Regions from separate parts of the Homo sapiens genome. Here region 1 is linked to region 2. The links are chromatin contacts, found by Hi-C or POLR2A ChIA-PET in ENCODE. All regions are on one chromosome and are shown on one strand. The core of a region is the stretch at or near the end of the contact, and the rest is flanking DNA. Distances in the headings are between cores, read along the strand shown. Region 1 has its middle 160 kb from the start of LINC02219. Region 2 holds the start of TILRLS (TCL1A interacting lncRNA, retroperitoneal liposarcoma associated).

What was found. A loop is a pair of places that touch in the nucleus more often than their neighbours do. ChIA-PET counts read pairs that join two places held with the same protein, here RNA polymerase II (POLR2A). Pooled maps may share reads with other maps.
Region 1: a loop to region 2 is called in a map of sigmoid colon, with 4 times the contacts of the local background. The contact joins the enhancer-like site here to the promoter of TILRLS in region 2. A Hi-C loop is called at or near these places in 1 of 168 maps with a recorded cell type or tissue (sigmoid colon) and 4 of 50 pooled maps. POLR2A ChIA-PET finds 5 or more read pairs at or near these places in 1 of 52 experiments (MCF 10A).

What each region holds. Positions count from the first base shown.
Region 1 is chr5:68,025,535-68,031,468 of GRCh38, reverse strand. No RefSeq gene overlaps it. Among named protein-coding and RNA genes, the nearest start is that of LINC02219, 160 kb to the left of the region's middle. Within about 2 kb of position 3,652, at least 6 of the 41 ENCODE cell types and tissues checked have a DNase peak (open chromatin) inside an H3K27ac peak, as active enhancers do.
Region 2 is chr5:67,266,739-67,272,716 of GRCh38, reverse strand. It overlaps TILRLS (TCL1A interacting lncRNA, retroperitoneal liposarcoma associated), which reads right to left and starts at 4,695. Exons shown (of 3, transcript NR_186086.1): 1 at 4,544-4,695; 2 at 3,181-3,424; 3 at 2,535-2,647.

The sequences.
Region 1 (5,934 bases), core at 2,403-4,902, 760 kb before region 2:
GTCACAATAACCCTATGGAGTAGGCGTTATTATTTTCCCATTTTACAGATATAAAAACTTAGAGAGAAGGCAAGTCAAAGGGTGCTTGATTAGTAACTGTTAGCTTAGGAGTTGAACTCAGATCTATTTGATAGCAAAGTCTGTGTTCTTAATCTCTGTGATACATAATAAGAAAAACATATGGGAGTTGAAAAGCAGTAAAGGACAAAAGTAGAAGAGATGTCAGAAGGCAGAGAATCTGGGCACAGTGAGCAGTGGCCAAGTTGGCTACAAATGCTAGAATAATGTGCTAAGAAATGTCTTGATGGAGGTGAGAATTGAATAGAGACTTGTAAAAAAAAAAAAAAAGAGGATTTTCTAATTTAGTGTTCAGGACCATTTAGCAATACTTCCTGCAATCCCAGTTGGTGCTAGCTGGAATGCCTAGCCGTAACATTTTAAGCCTTTAAGTGTGCTTCTATATTCAACAAAGTAAATAAATTTTTGCACTCTTACAAAGGCAAGCAAATGTCTGGGCTCTGGAGGAACGTACAAATGTGAATAAGATAAGGTCCAGCTCACAAACTGGTGAAAACACATAGGTAGGGAATTCTGATGGAAAGAGGCAAAGTTTAGGAACACAATGAAAGGAAAGCCTTTGGCAGCAGCCTGACAGAGATGGTATCTCAGCATGTTGCCTAGGCTGGTCTGGAACTCCTGGCCTCAAGCAATCCTCCTGCCTCGGCCTCCCAAAGTGTTGGTTTTACAGGCGTGAGCCATCGCAGCCAGACAGGCTTATCTTCGTGGAACAAGTTGGATTGAGTTTGGCATAAAGGAGTGGTCAGGATTTTGGCGGGGAGATAGGGGGAAGGAGATTTCAGGGCTGAGATCTGAATGGGCTGCCTCTTCACCTCATTGGCTTAGCTCCACACTTTGCTGGGATTTCTGCTTTTGAGTCCTGTCTGTAGGCTCCACTTCTTCATCACTATTGTTAAGGGGACACTGGCAGATCTAATTTCTTGGCTGGTACTACCTTAGGCTGGTCAAATGAAACTCCAGGTTGCAAAGCTGGGCTCATAGGCATAGCCCAGCATTTACAAGGGGGAGCTATGGTGCCCTTGCTTGAGATATTTATTTGCTTTCTACACTGAGAATCTCTCAGCAAATTTTTTTTCCTTTAATCAAAGTTGCCATAAATGAGCCTCTGGCTCTCCAGGTGACCTTACCTCAGGAAGGTCTCTGTACTTCTGAATGGCTGTACCCAATTCAGAGCGTCAGATATACTGCTGCCTCCTTCCCCTGGCTCTGTAGCATTGGAGTTGTTTTCAGAGGGGAAATCTGTGCATCTCCCCCATGCTTCATGGTCCTTCCAACTGTTCTAATGCAGGGTTAGACATTCCGAAGTTAACCCTTCACCCTTTTCCCCCATAGGTCTTTCTCAGCAAATGACAGATGGACACAGGTGAATTGACCCAGATCTTCATCCTATGTCAGGAGAATCCTCACTCAACTCACTAGGTACATTTGAGTTAACCTTAGTTAAGGCTCTTTTGAGGTATCCATTTAATAAACTGTTAGTACAGTTCATCTGAATTCAGTTATTTCTGATAAAAACTTAGATTTTTTTAAAAAGGGCTATATAGGGTAAACTATAACATTTACCTTTAACATCTGAAATGGACTAGTTAGTACTAGGAGGCCACATGCTCCACGGGCTTTTGCTTCAACTTGTCTTGAACCCTTGGAGACATCATTCACCCCTCTAGTCCTTGTTTTCCTTGCTTGTATATGGGGTGGATGTTGTTTAAAGTTCCCTCCAGAATTGACTTATCTAAGAAATTACAGATACCGTTTTCATTTGTTCACATGTAAGTTATAAGAGCATGCATGAAGGTACTGGTGAGTGTGGTGGCTCATGCCTGTAATCCTAGCACTTTGGGAGGCCAAGGTGGGAGGATTGCTTGAGCTCAGGATTTTGAGACCAGCCTGGGCAACAGCAAGACCTAATCACTATAAAAAATTCAAAAATTAGCTGGGCGTGGTAGTGCACGCCTGCAGTCCCAGCTACCTGGGGGGCTGAGGTGGGAGGATAGCTTAGGAGGTCAAGTCTGCAGTGAGCCATGATGGTGCTACTATACTTGAGCCTGGGCAACAAAGCAAGACCCTGTCTCAAAAAATAAAAAGTTTAAGCTTCTCACTCTTCCTGTTGTTGACCTCAGTGGTCCTTCTAAGGATACAAGCTGCTCCCTCTTAAAGAGGCTCTGTAGTTTTTACTCTCTCTCTCTTTCTGTCTTGCTCGCACATTCATATACCATTTGAGGCTCACATAATGGATCAGGCTATTTACTTTCCCTTTCAAGAAACCTTGTCATTTGATTGGGATAGATCTGATATCTGGGACATCTGGGTCATGTGTTATTAGGAGGAGAATCTAACTGACCTTTCCCACCTCCCCACCTCCTATAATAAATGCTTCTCTCTAACATCTTCTGCTTTCTTCTCTTTAAAGTGACCCCTGCCTATAGCAACCTTATGAGTGGGCACAGGGCATAGTTAACTTCCAGAGGCATTTGCTGTCTCAGACAGAGCTGCAGCTGCCTGGGGCTGGTAGAAAGTCTACTGGTTGATCATCAGTTCGGACTAATCATTACCCACTAAGCATAGATGACCATGTGGAGGGCAGGCTGCAATGGACGGTGCTTTACTTTCCCTTGCCAGGGCTGTCTAGATGAACCAGACTTCCACCAAACTGGAAGTAGCATTGGAGACACTTTCCAGGTTACAGTGTGAGGTGTTAGAATGAATACTCCAGTTCAGTGTGGGTGGACTCACGTATCTGCATTTTAAACAAGTGCCCATTTGATTCTTGTGGAAACTAACTTTTCTTCCAAGCTGTAACCGCTAGCTAACTTTATATTACATAGTCATCTGATTATTGCCTTCCTGCTTCACACCCACTCCCTGCCCTCCCTGTAGAATGCTCCAGGATTATACAAAATTTGTCTTTTGGCTTGCTACTACATGTATCTCCAGAATCTGGTACATAATAGATGTTTAAATGACTACTTATTAAATGAGTTAAAGTCTAAAAAACAGTCTATCTTGACAGGTTGCAGAATACTGATGACTCATGTGTTTCTTATAATAAAATTTCCTCCTGATATGTTGTGATAACATTCTTGTGAGTGTGTTTGAATATGTGGAGGTAGATGGAAGGAAAGATTGGTTTAATTCACTACTCTGCCCCAGGATTTAGGATGTGGACTTGAGCCAAATAAATGCAATATCTCTGGATTTTAAACTAGACCACTTATACTGTGGGCCTATATGCTTTTAAAAACATTATTTCTGTTAAAACCAGACTTCTATACTGAACCAATTGAACAGATAGTCTAGAATAAAATAATTTGCTGTTAGAGTTTGACTGTAAATCAGCCTCTGTATAAAGAAAATGTTTGACGGTCTTATGGCAGTGAAACATAAACAAACTGTAAATACATTCTTTTCACTGGTTTGTCAGGCTGGGCAAAACTTGACTGTTCACATCATCTTTGTATGGTCTATCAAAGTCTCAAATGAAAATATATTTTTGAGCTTTGTAAGATCCCAACAAAGAAAAATAAAGAGTTCCTTCGTCTACAGACCAAGCACAAGTATTAGGTGGCCTGCCAAGCTCCAAGCAGAACAAGAATGTGGCTGTTGCAGCCAAGTTCAGCTATCATAAATTTAAATATGCATTCCTTCTACTTGAGAATGGCTTATTTCCGTCACTTAGAGGAAGAGCTGACTCTTCCCTTGCAGACAAGCACCAGGCTTGGAAAAAAGCTATAAAGTAAATTAAAGTACCACAAGGTATTTACTAGCCTGCAAAATGTGCACCACGTTTAAGATCTTTCCAGCATGCTTCGTGATGAGGCTAAACAGATGAAATTATGCAACTATAGCCAAACTCCATCTCCAGTCTTACCTGTAAATGGTAACTCACAACCAAAGGGAGCAGAAAAAGAAATACTGGAAAGGAGAGAAACCAAATTTTGTGCTGCTTCACTGAGAAACATTTAAATGAAGGATAAAGAGCCAAGGGAAGCACCGGGAAAGAAAATATAATTTTCACTACACTCTATCGGAACCACCACCCCGATAATAGTGTTATTGGCACATTAGCTGTATGGTTGTGTTTACTGAAGTATTCTTTGGATACAGGTCATATGGTCAGGCTATCCTGTATTTAAAAAGCAAGATTGGTCTTAGAGATAAGACCAGGCAAGTCATCAAATATAATGCTTAATTATGTGGAGGGAGGACATTTACAACCAGGAACCGGAACTGAGCTGAGATGTTGAAGTGATTGACCAGTGAGAATTCACTTGAAGCCTGAACAGGGACAAAGAAAAGGATGTTTGGACACTGACTCTTACGTATCAAAAAGAAAAAAAGGATTTGCATGGGGCAGCAAAATGAAAGTTAGGAAGCAAGAATCCTTGAAAATTTCTATAAACATTGTGAATTGACATTGCCTTGTATCCAAATTAACTCTGGTAGCTCCACGTTACCTTGACGGGTGAATATTTTCTCACATCTTTGATTTTTTTCTTATGATTTTATCATGTAAATAAAGAAGAAGGAAGAAGGGAAGGTAATGAACATGTATTGAGTGTCTACTATGTGTCCAGAGTGTTACATATGTGCTCATAAAGTTCCCAAATTCTCTTGCCTTTGGGGTTTCTTTTAAATGCTCAACAAATGTAACCCGATGCTCCATTCCACAGGTTCTCATCTTCCTGAGTTTCCCCTTTCTTAGTAATCTTGTGCTTGCTAGAAAATGCACCCTCAGTCCTCTGATCTGGCTTTTGTCATCTCTCACATTAGACTTCTCTTTCAGGCATTTCTCTTCACACTTTTTGATTTCTGTAATGCCCTCTGGCTTCTCCCCACCCTGAGGCACTCTTGGTATGAACAAATACTCTTCTCCTTTTCTCAGAAAGCATGGTTACTACCTACCAATTTTTAATGTATGATAAAACTTTACAAATAGCTTGAGAATAACAGAAGACAATTACAATGCCAAGATGGAAAATTCAGACTATATATCAGACATTCCTACTCCTGGAAACACAAACCAAGCTCCTTCACAAAGGATCAGTGATTGGTTGCTTCCTCCTGAGCCCCAGTCTGCTACCCTGGTCAGGGGCTGTCCCCACTCCCTCAACTCTGTACTCACTAGACTTAGGCCAAGTTTCCCTCAACCTGTCTTAATGTCCCAGACCTGTCTTAATGTCTTAATTATTGTGCATAGAAGTCTAGCTCCTCATTCTCCAAAATGTCTTAGTTGTGAAATGGGATTTGGCCTTTTCCTTTGGATAATGAAATCCCCCTTGAAATGCTCTTCACAGACAAAAGCGTCAACTTCCTCCAAAAGCACATTCTTGAGCAACAGTTACAAATTGCAGGTGGCTTTCAGATAGTAATTATATATATATATTTTAATTATTATATGTATATATATATTTTTCTTCTTCTTAGACATGGCTACACACATTGCTATGATCTGAATATGTCACCCCAAATTTATGTGTTGGAAACTTAATTTCCAATGCAACTGTGTTGGGAGGTGGGGCCTAGTAAGAGGTGTTTAGGTCATGAGGGCTCTGCCCTCATTAATGGATTAATGCCACGATCTAAAGGGCTTGTGGGGTTGGGTTTGCTCTCTTCTGCTCTTCTGCCATGTGAGGACACTGTAAGAAGTCCTTACCAGATGTTGGTGCTATGATCTTGGACTTCTCAGCCTCCAGAACCGTGAGGAATAAATTTTTGTTCTTTATAAACTACCCAGTCTCAGGTATTTTGTTATAGCAGCAAATATTAAGTAAAATATATGTAGCCCAAATTTTCTATCTATTTAATTGCTCATTGTCTGTCTTCCCTTACTGGAATGTAAGCTCCATAAAGGTATGA
Region 2 (5,978 bases), core at 3,446-5,945:
TTCCTTGCCCTTCCAGCTGAAAACAAGCCACTGTACACACACCGAGGATGACACTCCATGGAGTGTTGCCCAGGGAACCACCCAAGAACACTTCCCAAACAATTGCAAACGCAAGTGTATCTGTGTGGTTTATGCCACTGGATAACAAAGTTAAGAGGAACGGGGATATTGCTTTTTTATTTCAGCTCTGGAACATGCTTTCTAAAGAAAACTGAAAGATCACTTACACCAGAGAGGGTGCCAACCATGGCTTGGTAGAGTGAAAAGAATAGAGACTTAGGGATCTAAAGACTTGGCCACGGATCTGCCACTGGTTTGCTAGATTATCTTAGACCAGTTATTTAACTTCTGTGAGCGTCAGTGTCCTGATCAGAAAATTAGGTTAATAATGCATGTATCCCAGCATTAGGTGAGAAACAATGGCCCACAGGTGCTCAGTAAACGCTGATTTATTTTTCTCTTTTCCACATTTCCACATCTCCAGACTGGCAGCCTGCAGATCAGTGCCGGCCTATAGATATGGTTTTTGCTGAATCTTGTGTTCTTCTTTTTCTGCTGTAAGGAGTCACAATTGAAGATTTCCTAAAACTCTAATCCCAGTTTATCTTGAAAAACTGCAATAGCAAACTGGGCTGCATCTCTCCCTGGCCACAGGATGGCTGCAATTGATTGCTTAGACAGGGCATATGCTATACAGATCACTGGCTTCCCAACCTACCCATGCTCGTTTCCTTGAGTTATCTGCCTGACGATATAGACATTTGAACTTGCAACTCTGCTAGCAATCACAAAAGGGTCCACGCAAACCACTACCTTTTCTTCTACCACATCACATGTTCTTTTGGTGTCCTAATCCACTACTGAAGGTAAACATGGCATTTGAGCTAATTATACTCATGATAGAGTAACAGAATGATTATGAAATTGAAAGACCAATCAGTTATATGAGACCAAGTTACGGGGGAAGGAGGTGGAGGAGACACTCACATGCACACACACACAATGACAGTCTGACTACATTCAGTTAAATTTGTTTCTCAGTATATTCAGTGAAATGCGTTCATCGAAATAAAGTATAAATCATGCAGTTCAATTCTACAAGTGTTAATTAATGTTTAAATGTATTTCTTTATTCTAAGAGACTATGAATCAGCTTACACTTAGATAATAAAAGATTAAATTGCTTTAATTATCAAATAAACTGGTAATGAAAACAGCAGACCATGGAGAAACAAGCATTTTCATCTTGCAGATGGGAGTACAAAATGGTACAAACCTTATGAAGGGGAATTTAGAAACATAAAATTCTAGGTGACTTTACTGTTTAGACCCCAAAAACCCACTTCTAGGAGTCTATCTTGAAGATACACTTGCTTAAGTGAGAAATAACATATGCATATATGTACTAATTGTCTATCACAAATAGAGTAACAATTGTTCCAGTTTGTCCAAGGCTGAGGGATTTACTGGAACTCAGGATTATCAGTGCCAGAACTGGGACAGTCTTGAGTTAGTCTTAGGCAAACCAACACTGTTGGTCATCCTAGTAACAAACTACCCTAAAATTTATCACCTTAAAATAATATATATAATATATATATATATTTTATCTCACAGTTCCTGAGAGTCAAGAATGCAGGGAGAGCTTAGCTAGACTTCTACTTTTAGACTCTCACAAGACTGCAACCAAGGTGTCAGATAGGGCTGAGATCTCATCTGAAGGTTTGACTAAAGGAAGATTTGCTTCCAAACTCACTTATGTGGTTTTTGGCAGGATTTTGTTCCTCAAAGGCTCTGGAATGAAGACTCTGGTTGCTTGCTAACTGTGAACGATACGGTGTCCTCAGTTCTTTGCCATGTAGGCCTCTCTAACATATCAACTTACTTCATCAAAGCCAATAAGAGAAAGAATTTGCTAACAAGACAGAAATCACAATTTTTGTAACCTAGTAACAGAAGTAACACCTTCAATATTGCATATTCTATCTGTTAGAAGCAAGTTACTCGAGGGGAAGGATTATACAATACTAGGAGGTAGAGATCATCACCCAGGACTAGCTTAGAATCTGTCTGACCCTGGGCTTAGGAGTATCAAATACACTTTGTGTTCCATTTCAAATCCTCTCAACTCACAGCCATCCAGCATTTTCTTCCACCCAGAGGCAGTTCAGGTATGAGGGATGAGTTCCACATTGGGCAGATGTGAGGGCTAACCTGATTAAAAAGCTCACTCTTCAAAGGAGCCAATATCTCCTGAGACAACTCCCTAGACATTGCTTTTATTGCCCCAAGATGCACCTTAAAAACGTAACCACTTTCAGGGAAGCACAAAGCATCGCGTCCCTGGCAGATATTATGATTTGTTTATGGTTCCTCCCAGTCCAGATGCAATCTACCAATCGGGGTCATTTTTATCATCAGCAATGCTGCCTAGAAATGGAGTTTGCATTCTACCCTTAGGAGGTTGCCAGAGTATCAGAGCTCCACAGTTAACCATAGGTTCACCATAAGCTAAATAATCATGCACAAGGGAATTGTTTGCTTAACTTTTACTCACCCACCCTCATGTGAAAGAATCTACAGATTCCTCTCCTCTTTAAAAAAGAGCTACTATGGCTACAGGGGTGTTCCAATGTCTTTGGAAAACCTGTAAGGAAAGATATGGGTGAAGGAAAGGAATTCCAAAACCTGCTTTATCTCTTCCCCTTGTTTTTCTTATATTTCCTGCTTGAAGTACAAGGCCAATGTGTTTTGGTGGATTTTGTTTTTGTAAATAGGGAGGCTACTGTGGCAGCAAGTCAGCCAAGTCATAGGGCTTCATCTGAGAGCCTCAGTCTGTCTAAAGTGTTTGGGACTATTGAAGCCGAAAATATAAATGTCACCCACTTACTATTATGTCCTGCAGATAAGAGGGTGAGACGGTCTTACCAGGGACCAGAAAATCACCTCTTAAGCCACACTAGACCCACCATGGGTGGCAATAAGGAACAGTTTTCCCTAACCCAGCTAGCTCACTGCCTCCCAGGTAGGCCTGCATGCTTAGGGCATAGGTCCCATGTAGGTGGGGGCCTCTCACCTATAACTGTTCCTCCCCAAGGCTCCTGAGCTCATAGGCCCATTCAATTCTCTGCTCCCTTCTATAGTGCACCCTCTTTTCCTTGCCAAGATTTTGACACTTGCCTCCATTCCATGTCCCCTAGGATAGAGCTGGAGAGCGTTTAGGGTCCATATGGATGAATGGCAGGATGAAGGTCAAGCATCTATTTACACAGCAATCAAGCCATTTCCCTGGTGAGAGTGCACGCCTTAGTAAAAATCATCTGCTCCATTATGCTAAAAGGGTCTCTGGCTCTTTTCTCCCCTCCTTTGAGTTACATTATAAAAAGATCTTCTTCTGGCCTCTTAGCTTGATGGGTAGCATGCCCTAGGGAAGGGGAAGGCAAGGAACTCATTCTGTACATCAATACTTCCCATTTTACAGAAGCCTGCCTTGTTTGTTCCAAGAAACTGAATGTCCATGGAAAAAAGTTCCCCCTATAAGCAGACCTCACCTTCTCTCAGGTATAGCAGGCAAACTCTCCATGCAAACTCGTGTTTCCATCTTTAGGGCTCTGCTCTGACCTCCTTATGGCTAAATCTCCCTTTGCAGCTTGTAGACTGGCACCAATCCAATGGAGAAAACTTGGTCCTTTTTTTCCCCTCCATGAGCCCAATAAGCTTCTTTAATGATTCTAGTGGTGCTTCGGTCAATGATTCTAGTGGTGCTTGAGAGAGCCAAGAACAGGCTCTGGGGTGAAACAGACAGCTGGCATCTGTGAGCCAAGAAGGGCTGTGCAGCAGTTCTCTAATGGATTTGTTGAAGAGAGGATATAAAATACGGGGCAAAGTCCGAGAAGGCAGAGAGGGAGAGCTGGGAAAAGACAGCAGATGTTGTAAAGATACTCTTTCAAGTTTCCTGTGCACTAGGAATCTGCAGATGTACGTTGGCAGGGCTACAGTCAGAGTGCAGCGGGAGGCTGGGGTTTACACATCTGGAAATCATTTGGTAGAGGGCAGAGTTCAAATGCTTTCTGCTTCAGCTGCCTCAGACAAACCTCGCCGTGCAGGCCGGGGCTGCGTGAGGGGCTGGCCGTTCACAAAGAAGTCCCTCTGGCCCCACTCTTGTGGAAGCCCTACCTAAGCTGGTGGGTTTTCCTCTGTGTTGGTTCAGTCACATGGAAAAGTTGAAAGCATTATAAAAAGAGAGAACAGGACTGGGGAAGGAGGGAAGCAAAGAAGAGAATGCATCACAACTGAGAGAAGCCTGGCTGGAAATCAAGAAACAAAATGTACTTGGACCAAATCCAGTGCATGAGTTCACTTGAGAGCAAAGAACACCATTCAGGAGAGGGGAAAAAAAAAAAAAAAAAGCCTTTTCTGTGCATAGTAACACCCAGGGATCATGCTCACACCACATTTACTTTTCTCAGAAATCCCTGTACATTTTGCCTTCATTTATTTCAAGAATGCGGAGGGCTCTCTTGATCCCGAGGGAATTACTTACTTCCTTTTGAAGGATTTATGGGGTTCTGCTGAGAGAAAGAGCAGGTCTCCCAGGGCCAGGTCATCACCCCACTGACCTACAGCCTCCTGCTGTCAAATTGAGACGTGGTCCTCCCTCCCAGAAGGGAGCCAGGTCAAGCCAGGGGCTTTGCTCCCCTCAGAGGAGAAGCACATCCTCAGGGTGAAATTGGGTCCTGGTTCAAAGTTCCTGCCGTGCTCAACTGTGCAGATGATATGGCTTGCAGCTGCTCACAGGCTTAGCGTGGGGGCCATGTACTCATGTTTGGCAAAGTGACCTTTTGAGGGGTGGTAATGAGTGAAAGGTGCGGGGCATACCCACGTTGGTTAATCTGATCCAGGACCTCAGAAGGATCAGAGTCCACCTAAAAGGATGAGTAACAAAATACAACAAAAAATATAGTAAATGCCAAATATGAGATAAAACAAGTTTAGACAGAGCTCCTCATAATCCTCATGCCCATAGCCTGCTTATCTTTCCATATCCTCTAACTTGAGGCATGTGTCTGCTATCCCCACAGTTGCCCAAGCCAGAAAAGACCAGGTCTCCCCCTTTATCACCATGCATATCCAACTTGGCCACTGGGCCCTGTTGATGATACACCCTTAGCATCTCTTGAATGTTTTGCCTCCACCCCAATGCCACCACCCTCAATAGCTCTGGCCTGACCACCGCAGCTGCCTGTCAGTTTGTCTCCCTGATGCCAATCTTGTCCATTCTCTGAGTTATCTTTCTAAACCTAAATCTGAGCGTGCCTCTACCCTAAATGGTCCAATAGCTCTCCATGGCTTTCAGGATAAAACTCAGCCTCCTGAGCATGACATGCAACATCTTCATGATCTGGTTTTTTGTCCACCTTCCAAACCTCATCTTCAGGGATATGCTGGTAAATGTTTAACAAGCATACCTGCAGACATACCACTGCGTTATCTTATACGACTCACACTCCCCCTCAAGTGACAATGAATTTCTTTCAAATTCCTGGTCATTCCATAATTTCTCCCTCATCCGGGCCTTTGCACATATTTCTCTCTCAGCCCAAAATGACCTTCGTCCTGGCTCCCCCACATCTAGTCATCCTTCAAGTTCAAGCTTATGCAAGCATAGTGAACACCAGTGGCTACCAATATGCTACTACATAATTGTGTGCTGGTGGGGCCTGCTGCACTAGGTGATTCTTGAGAACAAAGACCATGCTTTATCCTTGTGTCCATACTGCCTTACACCCTTCCTGGAACATAGTAGATTTTCAGTAACATCTGAATTAAAGAATAAAAACAGTGCTTTATTTATTTATTTATTTATTTATTTATTTATTTATTTTGAGACAGGATCGCACTCTGTCGCCCAGGCTGGAGTGCAGTGGTGTGATCATGTCACACTGCAACCTCAACCTCCTGGGCTCAGGTGATCTTCC